Regions from separate parts of the Mus musculus genome. Here region 1 is linked to region 2. The links are chromatin loops, found by intact Hi-C in ENCODE. Cell type or tissue: left cerebral cortex. All regions are shown on one strand. Links, peaks and the distances in the headings refer to the core of each region. The heading gives the core; the rest is flanking DNA.

Evidence for each region. Peaks named below come from ENCODE experiments on the same cell type or tissue, not always from the same donor. Only the 100,000 strongest peaks of a DNase experiment are listed, where the experiment ranks them.
Region 1: it touches region 2 in a loop (2.8-fold over the local background); 6 of 42 quality-filtered maps call a loop at or near these places.

Annotation. Positions count from the first base shown.
Region 1 is chr7:127,655,041-127,660,415 of GRCm38, forward strand. No RefSeq gene overlaps it. Among named protein-coding and RNA genes, the nearest start is that of Gm51458, 21 kb to the left of the region's middle. In left cerebral cortex, for the core only: CTCF peaks have their summits at 604 (motif pointing right) and 2,092 (motif pointing right); a DNase peak (open chromatin) is centred at 2,102.
Region 2 is chr7:127,742,008-127,747,381 of GRCm38, forward strand. Fbxl19 (F-box and leucine-rich repeat protein 19) reads left to right here and starts at 4,768. Exons shown (of 11, transcript NM_172748.2): 1 at 4,768-5,130. In left cerebral cortex, for the core only: CTCF peaks have their summits at 845 (motif pointing right), 2,516, 2,715 and 3,228; DNase peaks (open chromatin) are centred at 2,526, 3,538, 3,956, 4,942 and 1 more place; H3K4me3 peaks cover 2,864 bases; H3K27ac peaks cover 2,888 bases.

The DNA.
Region 1 (5,375 bases), core at 88-5,087, 87 kb before region 2:
AGGACCTGCAAGGCGTCTCTGTCTCCCTAGCGCTATGTACAAGTGGATATCACCATACTCAGCTTTTAAAATGTGCCTTCTGGAGGTTGGACTCAGCCCTTACTCTTCTGAGACAAGTATGTCACCAAACGAATTATCATCCAGCCACTCGGGCATTTAAACTCTGCCTCTGCTTATTAAAGATCTTTCTCTTTTACTTTTTTTCTTCCTTTCTCTTTCTTTAAATTTTGTAGCTGATGTTGTCGTGGAGGCTGGTCGCAAACTCTCTGTCCTACCTCAGCCTTCCCAGTGGCACTGCAGACCCATGCCAGCAGAGCTAGCATAGGTATCACTATTATTATTTATCATCATTCTTACCTTTATTTATTTATGTGTGTGCATGTGCACACATGCAAGCCATAGTATGAATGTGAAAGTCAGAGGACAACTTCTGGGCGTGGAGCCTGTCCTCCCATTACATGGGTCACAGAGTTCGAACTCAGGTTGTCAGCCTGGGTGACAAACACCTTTCCCTGCTGACTCGCCCCCTTATAGGTTCCTCTGTTTTTTTGTTTTTTAAGATTTATTTATTTTATTTATATGAGTACACTGCAGCTGTCTTCAGACACCCCAGCAGAGGGCATCAGATCCTGTTACAGATGGTTGTGAGCCACCATGTGATTGCTGGAATTTGAACTCAGGACCTCTGGAAGTATAGTCCAGAGGTCTTTTAACTGCTGAGCCATTTCTCTAGCCCCATATAGGAACGTTTTATTCATATAAATCTTACATTTATTTTATAATGTAGTTATACTACTTGGAAACAACTTGAGTCGTTTTAAGATCTATTTATTTTATGTGTATGAGTGTTCTGCCTGCCTGTATGTATGTGAATGACCTACTTGTATCTAAGGAGGTCAGAAGCCTGTGGCACATTTCTTTTTTTTTTTTTTTTTAAAGATTTATTTATTTATTTAATGTAAGTACACTGTAGCTGTCTTCAGATGCACCAGAAGATGGCATCAGGATCTCGGGTGGTTGTGAGCCACCATGTGGTTGCTGGGACCTGAACTTCGGACCTTTGGAAGAGCAGTCGGGTGCTCTTACCCACTGAGCCATCTCACCAGCCCCATATGGCACATTTCTTAATTGTTTTTCAAGGCACGACTTCTCTGTGTTGTCCTGGCTGGCCTGAAAGTCAGTATGCGCATCGGTTTGGTCTTTAATTCATAGACCTCTGCCTGCCTCTGCCTTACAAAGGCTGGGATTAACGGAACTACCCTCAGCTTGAATTTCTTAAAAGAGAAATTTACCAAACCCTTTAAAATACAAAATTCCATGGTACTAAAGACATTTATAAGCCGGACGAAGAGGCAAACACTTGGAATCCTAGTAGGGAGATCCCAAATTCAAGCCCAGCCAGGACTACACTGTAAGACTCAGTGTCAAAGCACAAACACTGTAAGCAAATGTACACGACAGGGTCTCACAGTGGCTTGCTGGGGAGAGGCTGCTAAGCCTGAGGGTCTGGGTTTGATACTCAGGACCCACACTGTGGAAACTGAAAACTGATTCCTGAAACACACACACTCACACACACACACACACACACACACACACACACACACACGCATGCGCACACACACACAAACGTATGCACACACACACACTCACACACACACACACGTGCACACACTCACACATACACAAACATATGCACACACACACGCACACATGCATGCGCACACACTCACGTGCACACACTCACGCACACACAAACGTATGCACACACGCGCATGCACACACGTGTAAGATAGATGTAACATGTTTATATGTAGTTACAGTGCTGCACTGTCAACCTCACTGTCCATTCGGGAGCTATTTTATAAGCCTGACACCACAGTTACTAAAACATAAGCCCAGGTTTAAGCTCCCTACTCTTTTCTGGTTACTTTTCTTCTAGTTTATGTCTCTGAATTTGCTTATTCGAGGTGTCTAATATAAGTGGGATAATATGTTTGTCTTTTTTTTTTTTTTTTCTTATTGTTGATGTGTAAGGGTATTTTGCCTTTGTGTATGTCTGTGCACCATGTGCATGCAGTGCCCGCAGAGGCCAGAAGAGGGCACCAGATCCCCTGAAATGGAGTTACACGTGGTTGTGAGCTGCCAAGTGGGTCCCTGGAAGAGCAACCAGTGCTCTTAAGAACTGGTATCGCTCTAGTATTTGTCTTTGTGTCTGACCTATTTTACCTAATGTAATGTTTTAGAGTTCACCAATGTTAGGTCAGAATTTTGTTCCTTTTTAAGACTGAAGAACTATCCCATTCCATACACAGCTGTTATTCTGTCAGTTAGCACTCCTGCTGACAGACATAGACGTGCTTTCCCTCCAGCTGCTCCGAGTGGGTTACCAACCAGCTCCCTTCTTCAGTGCCTTGACTTTTCATCAAAAGAGTTATGTGGTGGGCATCTACCTTCCTCCACAGGCCCCCTTCCTTCCTTCTTGGCTAACTCCCAAGAATAGAGGGACTCTATAGAGGAGGTGGAGGCACATGCCTTTAATCCCAACACAAGGGGGCAGGGGGTGGCAGATCTCTGAGTTTGAGACCAGCCTGGTCTACAGAGTGAGTTCTAAGTAATCCAGGACTTCAGAGAGAAACCCTACCTCAAACACAACAACAAAAGTGAGCTGGAGACGCAGTTGTTTTGTAAGTTGAAGTCACGCTAAAACCCCTCCCTCTCCCTTTCTTTCTGGCAGTCTTGGTCACTACGGAGCACACTCTGGTCTGGAGCTCATTATGTGACCCAGGTTATCCTTGAACTTCTGGTAATTCTTCTTTCTGCCCCAGCCTTCCAAGTGCTGAAACTACAGTGTGTGCCTCCTCCCTTCCCCTACATATAATGTAAGCAACATGCTTAAAATATATATTGGTATTTTATATAAATGTATATATTCACATATAATTGAATATATATGTATATGTTAGATTTTTAAGTTTTATTTTATAAGTGTTTTGCCTGCATACATGTTTGTATACCATATGTATATGGTGCCTGTGGAGACCAGAAGAGGGCATTAGATCCCCTTGAACTGGAGTTATAGACTGTTGTGAGCTACCACGTGCATGGTAGAACTCAACCTGAGTCCTCTGAAAGAGCAGCAAGTGTGCTTAATCACTGAGCCATCTCACTAGTGTGTGTGTGTGTGTGTGTGTGTGTGTGTGTGAGTGTGTGTGTTCACGAATGCTCTCCGTACTCTACAAGAAGCATCCTGTTGCCAGGTGGTGGTGGCACACGCCTTTAATCCCAGCACTTGGGAGGCAGAGGCAGGCGGATCTCTGAGCTTAAGGCTAGCCTGGTCTACAAAGTGAGTTCCAGGGCAGCCAGGGCTACACAGAGAAACCCTGTCTCGAAAAAAAAAAACAAAAAACAAAAAAAAAAGAAGCAGCATCCTGTTCACCAAATGTGTACTGAGCAGAGGAACAAGAAAGAGTGGTCTGGGGCTGGAGAGATGGCTCAGCGGTTAAAAGCACTGACTGCCCTTCCAGAGGTCCTGAGTTCAATTCCCAGCAACCACATGGTGGCTCACAATCATCTGTAATGGGATCTGACGACCTCTTCTGGTGTCTCTGAGAGAGCTACAGGTACTCATACACATAAAGTCAATAAATAAATCTTTACAAAAAAAAAGAAAAAAAGAAAGAAAGAAAGAGTGGTCTGGCCAGGTGAAGTAGCTCTGGCTTTTAATCCCAGCACTCAGGAGACAGAGGCAGGTGGATCTCTGTGAGTCTGAGTTTAGTCTGGTCTACAAAGAGAGTTCTAGAGCCGGGCGTGGTGGCACACGCCTTTAAGCCCACTTGGGAGGCAGAGGCAGGTGGACTTCTGAGTTCAAGGCCAGCCTGGTCTACAAAGTGAGTTCCAGGATAGCCAGGGCTACACAGAGAAACCCTGTCTCGAAAAACCAAAAAAAAAAAAAAAAAAAAAAAAAGGAGCCTAAGGATCTTTTTCTAGTTCTTCTAGTCCTGTTTCAGAGGCCTCAGTGCCCATGCTGGTCAGTCAGGCAACAACAATAGGCACAATGGTGAATCGGAGCCTGAAGGGGCTAAAGTTGAGCACACAGGAAGCACTGTGAGGATCCACACCCACTGCAGCATCCAACTACAATGCCCAGGTCTCCATGTCATGGGAAAGCGATCTAAGTTTAATAAGCAGGGGAGCTGGGATTAAATCTTCATGCTCTTTGTCTCTAGAGCCTAAGCTCTTAACGGTACTTGTAGATGCCGTTAACTTGAAGGGGTTAACGTCTTTAATCAATTAATTATCAATCAATTAAGCAGTTGACTAATTAATGGTTTGTGTGCACGTGTGGGCATGCCTGTGCTACTGTGCACATGAGACTTCCTCCTTGTTTAGGGCATGTCCCCACCCTCGTTTGCCACCGTGCTGGGTGAGCTGGGTTAGCTGGCCTGTGACTTCTCTTGTCTCTGCTCCCTCCTTCCTGTATCCATCCAGCATTATGGTCCAGAGTCCTCATGTCTAACTTTTCTCTTCTCCTCCTCCCCATTAGATTCCTATCATTACAGAGCTGCCTTCCCAGCACCACAAAGCCCGGTTGTGAACACATAGGCTTTCCATCCCGAAATCAAGTAAGTTCATGGACAATGACAAAATTCTACGAATAGTCATCTCTGAAGAACGTTCTGGTAAAATTTGAAAAGTAGAAATCCTAGAAGCCATTTCCTGATCAAAATGAAACTGACAATAATATAAAATTTGCCCTTTAGAAATGTAGAACCACAAATACCACCTTAAATTTTCCGTAGGCAGCTGGGTGTAGTGGTGCACACCTTGAATCCCAGCACTTGGGAGGCAGAGGCGGCCTGATCCGACTGGATGAATTATTCCAGCCATGGGGTGAGCACAGGTTATTTACCGAATGGAATATTATGAAACCAGCAAGAATCATGTTGAGAACGTCAGTGACATACAGGCTTTGCTTCTTAAAGATGTCCTCTTATTTACTGAATAAGTAAATATTTCTTTTGTAAAATGGAAAACCCCGGACTCTGCCCTTGAGGCTCAGTTCAAAAGGAGTCTTCTCCATAGAACTCTCTGGATTTTTCCCACTAGAGGCAACCTGGCCCCTCCTGGGATTTCTCAGCATCTGACTTTCTCCAGTCTCTGAAAATGTCTGCCTTTGCTGTGACCACTCATTAGGCAGGCCTGAGGCTTCTCTGTGCACCAGCCTCTCATAAGATGTTCCGCTAGACTTGAACCCTTCTCCCTGGTGTTAGGGTTAGGGAGGGCCGGGAAGTGTTCGGAGGTGACATATAGGCTAAACAGATGGGCACTGTAAGAATATAGATCGCAATGAACCCCAAGTATGGCAGAAAAAG
Region 2 (5,374 bases), core at 375-5,374:
TGAGTTGGAGGCCAGCCTGGTCTATATGGTTCTAGGTTACTTGGAGCTACACACTAAGCCCTGTCTGAGAGAGAGAGAGAGAGAGAGAGAGAGAGAGAGAGAGAGAAAATGGCCCTTAGTTCTCAATAAGCTTTTATCATGCACAACAGATAGGATAGGGACTACAGACTGTGGGAAACAAGGGAGTATAGTGCTTTTTGTTTCCAAAACCTAAATTCTGGTATTTGAGCTTCATTTTTAGTTAGTATGTATGTATCTATGTATCTATCTATGTGTTTTTTTTAGACAGAGTTTCTCTGTGTAGCCCTGGCAGCCTGGAGTACTGAGATTAAAGGCCTGCACCACCAGACTGGCTTTTTTCCCTGCATGTGTGCATCTTGGTGGTGTTAGGTGCGTGTTCATATAGGTGCCCTCAGGCCAGAAGTGTCAGAGCCACAGAGTTTAGTTACAGGCAGTTGTGAGATGCCTGATGCGGGTGCTGGGAATTGAACTCCCATCCTTTGCAATACCAAATGCTTTTAACTACCGAGTCAAATCTATAAACTTCATTTTGTTTAAAAGGGAAGCAGGCCGGGCAGAGGTGGCGCACGCCTTTAATCCCAGCACTCGGGAGGCAGAGGCAGGCGATTTCTGAGTTCGAGGCCAGCCTGGTCTACAAAGTGAGTTCCAGGACAGCCAGGGCTACACAGAGAAACCCTGTCTCGAAAAACAACAACAAACAACAACAAAAGGGAAGCAGGTACTTGGCTCCAGCTGTTCCTTTATCCAATAATGCAAACTAATTCAGACTCTTGAACTTTAAAAAAAAAACACATTTATTTAATGTATATGAGTGCTCTATCTGCGTGCACATCTACCAGAAGAGGGCATCAGATTCCAGTATAGATGGTTGTCAGCCATCATGAGGTTGCTGGGAATAAATTCAGGACTTCCAAAAGAGCAGCCAGTGCTCCTAACGTCTGAGCCATCTCTCCAGCCTGACTTTAGAATTTTTGAAGATACATTAGAAGTCTAACTTTATATGCTAATTTTGCTGTGCTCATGTTAAATGCACATAACTGGATTTTGATTAGTCTATAAATGTTACAGAAGTTCTCAACCTGGGCTCTGGACTTGAGTTTAAATTCTGGCTCTATCATTTATCTGTTGTGTATAGCTGAGTGTAAAAAAATATCAACTGTGAGTTTTCCTTTCTGTATCACACACGATAAAAATGTGTGTCCTGGAGAAGGACTTAAAATCTTTTACATTTCTTCCTTTTTGTCAGACTTTTATGCAAATGTTTCATTCCTTCCCACCCTGTCAAACCTTTGTCTGCACAGAGGCCCACTACTCTATTCTAGGGATTTGATGGCCTGGGACAGTGACTGCTTTGCCCTCCTCCATTTCCGGTGCACCAATTCTTTTCAGACTAGCCAGCTGAATAAGATTGTGAGGCCAGGCCCCAACCAATGGGAAAAAGACACAGTCACTGCCTGAGGTAGAATACAAACTAAAAATCTTTCTTTGTGTGTTCACTCTCTCAAGCCCATCTTCTTTTGTTGTTGTTGTTGGTGGTGGTGGTGGTGGTGGGATGTTTTTTGGTTTTGTTTTGTTTTTGTTTTTTCCCGAGATAGGGTTTCTCTGTATATCCCTCAATGTCCTGGAATTCACTCTGTAGACCAGGCAGGACTACTCAAACTCAGAAATCTTCCTGCCTCTGCCTCACAAGTGCTGGCCATAAAGGTGTGCCACCTGGCTATTACAGGCTTCTTAGGATCAAATGAGAGGCTGAACGCATTTGGTATTCCAGGTGGGACTGAGATGTAAACTCCTTGCAGAGTGCTTTGCCTCCCATCAATGATATCTGGTTTGATTCCCAGCAGGGCAAAACCAAACAACACCTGTGAGGTGCATCCAGCAAGCTTCCAAGTTAGTGGAAAGGACACTAAACAAAGCTCATCTGGGAATTACTAGAAGGTTTTATTGTGGCAGTGGAATTTTAATAGGAACTTGATGGGTAAACAACTGGGTGGAGACGTGGGATGGATGAAAAAGTACAACTTTGGTCCACGCAAGGAGAGCGCTAGAAGGCCAGAAAGCAGTCCTTGCTAGTTGAAAGAAACGCCGCCGTGTGGATTTAAAATGGACAGACACTTCCCTGGGAGCCACGACTGTTACGGGGCTGCAAGGAGCCCCTACTTAGGTTAAGGCTAGTAGTCCTAGCAAACTGAGACTTGACACAGTTTTGACCGGAGTTAACTTCCTAAGCAGAAAAACCACACCCACCAAGTCTCCAGTAGGGCTGGAAACCCAGCAGAGACAAGGAAGCAGAGATTGGCTTGGGGTAGTACTGAGCAAATTTTCTAGGACGCAGGAGGTCATCCACATGGCACAAAGCAGTCCCTTTGGCAACTGAGAGTTCACCGGAAGCCTCCAAGGCTCAAAAGACAAGGCATGAGGCTTCACAGCTCCAAAGGCTACAATTCAGGTTGAGAAAATTTGGTCAGTGTGTGCGTCCTCTGTTAAAAGGAGAGAGGGCGCCCCCTGGGAAGAGTGCTGGGTAGAGATGGTTGGAAGACTCAGATGAGGACTGAAGAGGGAGGGGTGGGGGTTAAGATGGGGGTAGCCTACTCGTCAATTTTCTTTTCGCAGAAGCTAACTGTCCGGCATGATGGATTCCTGGGCTTCCAAAACGGCTGGGCTGAAAGGGAGCTCGAAAAAATAACTGCAGCCACACGCCCCGTGCCAGAACTGGTTACTTTCTTGAATACTTTTAACGCTAATTCAGCGTGGAGGTGAGTATTAATCATAACCCCTTTCGGGTAAGAAACTTAGGTCTGATGACTTCCTACGGTGGAAAGGAGATTTTGTATATTCCAAGGTCGTCTTCCTTTGGTTCGCACCACGTGTAAGGTATTAATTTGCAAAGGTTTAAGATAGGAAGCATCGTGTGCGAGACGTCCAGTCTTTATAAGGAACAACAGCGTGGGTATACTTTTCGGAGAGAACCACGCCTCCCTTGTCGCGACAATATTGGTTATGGTTTGCGTTCTTTTAAAATATGAAATCTTCACGATCCGAAAAGGCGGACATTCTATATTCCCAGGTCACTCCGATGTTTCTCTCTCCCGCACTGATTCCCACAGGTGACATCAATTCTCCGCCACTGGAGAATGAAAACTTGGGACTACATTTCCCTGCAAGCCCTTTAGAAAAGGAGGCCAAGAGCAAAGAGACTTTCCGTTTCCGTCCGCTAGCAATTTGGCGTGTTCACGGTGATACATATTTCAACAGTAGCGTCCTTTCTCTGTACAACTAAAGCAGAGACTACATAACCCACCAGGTACCGGCACCGAGGGGCAAGCGACTAGGTTGCCATCTCTGTAGTAGTCCTCTCCTACACATCCGCCGAGAATAGTATTAGCGGTTGGACTACAAATCCCATAGCATCATGTGCTCCTTCACCCTCCATCTTTGTGGTAGTCCCCGCCCCGCTCACTTCCATTGTCTCGACAGAAGATAAAGAGGGGAGCGAGGAAGACTACAATTCCCGTCTGGCTTTGCATCATCGAGTGCGGGATTTTGATAGTTCAGGCGGGCGAGGAGCTCCAAGTGGTAGAATGAAGCAGCCAGGAAAGGTTAGGTATCCTGCCATCTTTACGGTAGTCTCTTTATCCTCCCGGTTCTGGCATTCTTAAAGGAACATAGGAAGGCTAGAAAACTACTATTCCCATCCCACTTCATAAGATCGACTTATTAGGTGTACGCCCCTCGATCGCCATCTTGCTTGTAGTCCTCGTTTCTTTTCACCTTTCCATTGTTCCTGATGAGTAGAAATGGCAGCGGGAAGGCAGCAGCTGGACTGCGACTCCCGTCAGGTACCACACGCGCGGAGGGTTGTGGACCAGAGGGCGTGTGAGTGCCTGGAAAGGAGGTCGGGTCGGGGGAAAAGGCCATCTTGCTTGTAGTCATTCTTCCCGCTCCTTCTCTATGTCCTGCTACGGGGAGTCTCGGGTCAACTGGACTATAATTCCCGCCATGCTCGGCTTCCAGCGTGGCATCCTTCTCGCCATCGTATTTGTAGTACCGGCTGGCCCTTGTGTCCCACTTTTCCCACGATAGTGCTAGAATTTGGAGAACTACAACTCCCGTCGTGCTTTGCACGCGCTCGTCCTGGAAAGTAAAGGTGGTGAAGGAAGGAGGGAGAAGGGGGCGGGGTTCCTCTGGGAGAAGGAGGGAGTAAAAAGGAGGAGGAGGTGGGAAGAAGGGAGGGAAGAGGGAGGAGAGGAGGAAGGAGGAAGGAGCTGAGGAGGGATGAGAGCGGCGACCTGGGCCCAGGGCCGAAGCAGCGCGAGGCTAGGGGAGTAGGGGTGCTAAGACATCCCAACTGCCCCCACCCCCTTCCTGCCTCTGCCCCATCCTTTCCTTATACCCTCCCATTTTAGGAGTGGATTTATTCAAATTTTATTTAAATCTTTATATCTTGAGGGTCGCGCGTTTGAAGGGGGGAGGGCGGGGGCGCGTGCAGGCTGGGGGGGGCGGGGCCGGAGCAGCTTCCTTCACCCCCCTCTGCGCGCCCTGTCTCTGTAGGTCAGGGGGCCGCAGTACAGGGGCGGACCCAGGGGAGGGGGGCAGGTTGCAGCGACCCCCCCCTCCCCGGGAACCGGCGGTGGGCGGGGTTTGAACCCCGGAAACGGTGGGGGGCCCCTGGTCTTTCCCTGGACCCCTGGGCAGTTGGAGCTGGGAAGGGGCCAGTTAAGGGTCGGGGGCTTTGGGGAAAGGTGGGGGTGGGGAGCTGAGACTCATACCCGGGACTGAGTGGGGCCCGGGCAAAAGCTGAGCACCCTGCGCCCGAGGAGCCCCCGTTGGCCTGGGGGGGCTGAGGGACTGAGCCCCCCAGAGCAGGACCTCCCCCTGGAAGGGCCGCGCCGCAGCCCGTGGGAGGGCCTCGCCCCCGGCGCTCCCCATCTCCACTCGCTGCTGTCCCGGCCTCCGCCGGAGGGAGGGGCCGAGCGCCCTCGGGGGGCCGTGGACCCCGGCGTTCTGAGCGTTCAGCGCCCCGCGCCGCCCGGCCCCCCCGCCGCCGATGGCCGCCGACCCGCCGGGAGCTGCCGAGAAGGGAGAGATGGCTCCCGGGACACGTGTGAGGTGGGTTCATGCGGCTCCTCCTCACCCCCAGACCTGGGCAGCTCCCACTCCCATTCATCCTCAGCCTGGCCTCTCCCTTCCTTCCCCGCCCCCAGCCTCACCCTCCCTTTGCTCCAAACTCCTTCTCCAACCTTCTCTCCTATAACCTCCAACCCCAGGGAAGTGGCCTTCCTTCCCCGACCCTGCTGCCCCTTGCAGACCTCCCCCTCCACCCCGCCTCCAGTCGCCGCCCTCTAGGCCCCTC